2 separate regions of the Homo sapiens genome follow, and region 2 is linked to region 1. A link is an interaction called in ENCODE POLR2A ChIA-PET data of the cell type or tissue named here. Cell type or tissue: Panc1. All regions are shown on one strand.

What was found. ChIA-PET counts read pairs that join two places held together with the same protein. Peaks named below come from ENCODE experiments on the same cell type or tissue, not always from the same donor. Only the 100,000 strongest peaks of a DNase experiment are listed, where the experiment ranks them.
Region 2: POLR2A ChIA-PET joins it to region 1 with 7 read pairs; 1 of 35 experiments calls an interaction of 5 or more read pairs at or near these places.

The regions. Positions count from the first base shown.
Region 1 is chr2:234,462,773-234,465,272 of GRCh38, reverse strand. No RefSeq gene overlaps it. Among named protein-coding and RNA genes, the nearest start is that of LINC01891, 9.4 kb to the right of the region's middle. In Panc1, no CTCF peak of the experiment used is centred here; a DNase peak (open chromatin) is centred at 1,131; H3K4me3 peaks cover 984 bases; H3K27ac peaks cover 2,078 bases.
Region 2 is chr2:233,927,789-233,930,288 of GRCh38, reverse strand. All of the region lies in intron 2 of TRPM8 (transient receptor potential cation channel subfamily M member 8), which reads right to left. Among named protein-coding and RNA genes, the nearest start is that of TRPM8, 12 kb to the right of the region's middle. In Panc1, CTCF peaks have their summits at 1,263 and 1,492 (motif pointing right); no DNase peak of the experiment used is centred here; H3K27ac peaks cover 1,609 bases.

The DNA of each region.
Region 1 (2,500 bases):
CTCATAGCTTATTCCTTTTTAGCTTCCTGCCCTGACGAATGTCCCCACACCCTCACAGTGCTTCCTGGAATTACTTCCAAAATAAATGCCTTGTGCCCCAAACCCTGGGAATCCAAACTAACACAGTGACTTTCCCAAGGGCACACACCAGCAAGTGCCGAGGCCAGGTCCAGATGCAAACACCTTCTTCACCTTCCAGGCAAACTGGCACCTGCAACCTGGCTCCAGCACTGCTGGGCAGTGAGTGAGATACATCCCTGGATAAGTAGGTCACCACTGGTCTGCAGAAAAATAGCCCCCTAGAGGGGTTCCTGTCACAGGCCCTAAAATCTCTGTGTGTGTTACATTACATGGAAAGGGAAATTGATGCTGTGGATAAAATTAAAGCTACTAATTGACTTTAAAACAGAGAGATTATTCTGAATTGTCCAAATGGGCCCAATGTTTAAGGATCCTACAAGGATTAGAGGGCAGCAGAACTGGAGAGGGAGAGAGGGCTCTGGAAGGAAGGCAGGGGAAGGCACCATCGCTGGCTTTGAAGGTGGAAGAGGGGCCCCGAGTCAAAATAGATGGGTGGTTCCTAGAAGCTGGAAAAGATAAGGAAACAGCTTCTCCCCTGCATTCTTCAGAAAGAACACAGGCCTGCTGACACCTCAATTCTAGCTCAGCGACACCTGCGTTGGACTTTTAATAGATTCGGGTTGTTTAAGCCACTGATGTGATGGTTTGTTACAGCAGCCAAAGAAAACTCATGCAGCCACTTCAAGAAGTTAGCACCTCATCTCCGACTGTGTTTCAGGGACGTGGCTGATTCACTTTTATGATTGTGACTTATATGTCAATTATACCGCAGAAGATCTTGGAGCTGTTTGTGCAGACTGGGTGGATTAATTTTGTTCTGAAAACGTACACCTTGCGCTTTTAAGCATTTTCAAGCCAGGCTCTTAGAATGCTTTGCAGACACCAGCAGAAGAGAGCTGCGCGTGATGACCTGAGGGCTGCATTTGCCTGGGTCTGGTTTGATGAGCCTGGTGTATCGCTTCCATCCGTTCTGCTCATAGAAACCACAGAGATATCACTGCTGTGATATCATCAGTTCTCAACTGCACGGTGGAAATGCACGTGAATAATAAGCCTCCCGTGCCGCAGAACGGCTCCCACCTGCGCCTTTGGCAAACATTCGGAGCACAGTAAACAATGACGAGAAGGGGAAAGAGAAAGCAAGTGATTACTCATCAAGGAGCAGATTTTTAATAATACTTTAGGAGAATTTTTCCTAGAAGACAGTGGCTAATGTGAACACGTATTTGCCTAGACCATTTGGGGACCTGATAAGTGATACTTTTGAGTAGTAAACTTAAAAAATTCAACCGAAATGGAGAATGCCTTACCCAACACAAGGAAGCCTAAGGGAGTTAGAAATGAGTGCAGACAGGTTGAGCCCAAGCATATCTTCTCAGGGAAACACCGAGGTGGCATAAGTAGGCCCGTGGTTCCAAGAGGCTGAGAAAAGCCAGTGTCATAATGAATTGATGTCCCTCCCTCAGCTCCTTCCAGGAGCAAGGGGAAGTCAGACATTGTCAGAGGGAAGCCTCGTATGTGATGGGGTCAGGGAGAGTCTGAAGAAAGGACTGCCCGGACTATCTCATTGGAAAGCAATTCCTTAGGAACAGATTTCACTCAATGAAATACAATTTTAGGCCAGGCGCGGTGGCTCAGGCCTGTAATCCCAGCAGTTTGGGAGACCAAAGCGGGCGGACCACGAGGTCAGGAGTTCGAGAAACTCCTCGAGCGGTGGGGAAGTTGAGGAATACAGGGAATCTGTGCCCTGCAGCAGGACAATTCTGAGGGTCCCTATCAGGCCTGAAACCCCGTCACTACTAAAAATACAAAAATTAGCTGGGCTTGGTGGTACACACCGGTAGTCCCAGCTACTCGGGAGGCTGAGGCAGGAGAATCACTTGAACCCAGGAGGCAGAGGTTGCAGTGAGCCGAGATCATGCCACTGCACTCCAGCCCAGGCAACAGAGCGAGATTCAGTCTCAAAAAAAAAAAAAAAAAGAAAAAAGAAAAGAAACACAATTTTAAAGATCTGCCACCATGTTCCAAGCACTGTACTTGGTATTTGGAGTAGAAGGATGTACCAGGAACAGGCTCCAATGCCCTGAGAGCCTGGAGGCTGCTGTGGGCAGAAAAACAAATCAATTCCAAAACCTTGTAATGTGTGCAGCCTCTGAAAATGGACAGAGGTATGAAAGGAGCTCAGAGTATGGCATTGTTCGATTTGGGCACCCTGTAAAGCCCTCAGGAGGAGGTGTCATTGGAACTGCTGGCCAGAGGAAACACCAGCCCACGGCCACATCTGGCTGGCATCACCATCTCTCCTCTTCCCATGCATCCGTTCCTTTGATGGTGTTATTCACTGTGTGTCTTTCTGCTAGCCTGTGTCTCTTTTTCACCTTGAGCAATGCAGCTGCCTTTCATCTTCTCCAGGTCATTG
Region 2 (2,500 bases), 530 kb after region 1:
AGAAGACATATTCCAAAAACCGTTCATAAATGTATTTATCCCTCCATGGGAGAGGTAGTTAGGCACATCTGGGACCTAATTCTGACAAAAAACCAAAAGCCTTTATAAACCAAAAGCTTCCCTTAAGTTAGCAGAAGCAAACTATTTGGAAACAAAGGAAAAACTCCTTTAAAAATACCTACACTCCTCAAAGTGGAAGAAGGTATTTGCATCATGTATGAAACATCATAAGATTGATAGCCAGAATATATAAGCACTGTACATCAGTAAGAATGAGACAGACAATCCGATGGGAAAAAAATGGCCAAAGACAAGAGTAAGCATTCATTGAAAGAGAATAACCCATAAACATATGAAAGGAAGCTCAACCTCATTCAGAATGAGCAAATGCAAAGGAAAACCACAGTGAGATCCCATTTCACACCCACCAGGTTAGTAAAAATATCAAAGGCAATAAACACCCAGCATAGTCGAAGGGGAGAGCAGTAAACAGATACAACCGTTCCTGAATATTGTCCACTATTGCCAGTAAAGTTACCTCCCTGAGGAAGAGTCTCTGGTGGAGAAAGGCAGAATTGCCCCATGAATGACTTGCACACCCAGAATGCCTGGCAAAGCTGCCTGGCGATAAATATTCAGCCTCAGAGGGCTGCCTTTCCCTGGGGAGGTGGGGCTGCTAGGAACTTCCTCTCCCCAGCAATCCAGTGCCACTTCCCACAGGTCACCAGATACTGGCAGCTGGAGTTCTCAGACAACTTTACACACAGTTGGCCTCATAAGACAGGCCACTGGCACCAGAGCCAGCCCTGACTTCTTATGCCCTGCAGCAAGGCTACCACCAGCCATGCACTGCAAAGGGGGATGTCCCTTCTCCTGGAATGAAGTTCACAATGTGCCCCCTTCCCTTCTCACCTTCTGCCCCTGCAAGTCCTGTGGTATCAGAGAAGGGTGACCACGTGCCTTATCTTCCCAATCCTTTGAACATAAGTTTCCCCATAGGTCGTATGTCTTAAACCCAGACCCCATGAAAGAGGGATGTTTACCTTCACCCACCAAGCCTCAACTCAAATAATATTTTCCAGTTAGTCATGACTTCCACATCTAAGAATGTTACAAGTGGTATTGTTGTTCATAGCAAAGACCAGAAATCCACATACCATCCCCCTTAGGCTGAACAAACATAAGCACACAGTAGGACACAGCATAGCCATGAAATAAATCAACAATGGTTACACGTCTCACCGTGGATGAATCTCAAAAACAGTTTTGAGCAAAAAAATAAAAAAAAAAAGAAAAGAAACTCACAAAAAAATACTCATAGTACAATTCCATGAATGTTCAAAACAGAACAAAACTAAACAATGTATTGTTTAGAGAGATACATATACTCAAGTCATAAAATTATAAATAAAAGCAAGGAATGGGTAACAAAAAATTCAGGATAGTGGTTATAACCTCTGACAGGAAAGAGGAAAGCCAACGGGGCGGCCACATGGGGGCGATATGCTATTTCTCAAGCTGGTGGTGGGCACAAGAGCATTCTTTTCAATATTCTTTTTAAGCTGGAAATTCACCTGTATACATTCTTTTCTTTGTATCTTTCAACACAAACATTTTGAAAGCAAAAATAGCTTCAGTGCTCACCTGTACAGTTTTGAAAGTCTGTGATGCCCATTTTTACTTGTAATTTTTTCATCCACTTAACTAATTTCAAGTCTACTTAACAGGCAGGAAGAAAACAGCTGTGTAATCTGTGTAATCAATGATCAAGGAAGAAGGGTGATGATTTTTTAAAACTGCTTTGTTGCTTAAAAAACCCTCTGAAAATGCACTTTGCAGAGGTGTGCATGTGCTTAGGGGGCAAAAAGGAACCCCCCAGAACTGAGATGCTCTTGCATGGTCTCAGCAGTTCTACCCATAGGGATGCCTGCATCTGGGAGGGGGTCACCCGCAGGGGCTGAGGAGAGGAGACCCATCCAGCAGGAGGTCACAGTGGCAGGCTCAAGAAAGAGTCAGCCTCGGCCAGGCGCAGTGGGTCACGCCTGTGATCCCAGCACTTTGGGAGGCCGAGGTGGGCGGCTCACGAGGTCAGGAGATCGAGACCATCCTGGCTAACACAGTGAAACCCCGTCTCTACTAAAAATACAAAAAATTAGCCAGGCATAGTGGCGGGAGCCTGTAGTCCCAGCTACTTAGGAGGCTGAGGCAGGAGAATGGCATGAACCTGGGAGGTGGAGTTTGCAGTGAGCCGAGATCTCGCCACTGCACTCCAGCCTGGGCGATACAGCGAGACTCCGTCTCAAAAAAAAAAAGAAAGAAAGAAAGAAAGAGAGAGAGAGAGAGAGAGAGAGAGAGAGAGAGAGAAAGAGAGAGAGAGAGAAAGAAAGAAAGAAAGAAAGAAAGAAAGAAAGAAAGAAAGAAAGAAAGAGAAAGAAAGGAAGGAAGGAAGGAAGGAAGGAAGGAAGGAAGGAAGGAAGGAAGGAAGGAAGGAAAGAAAAGA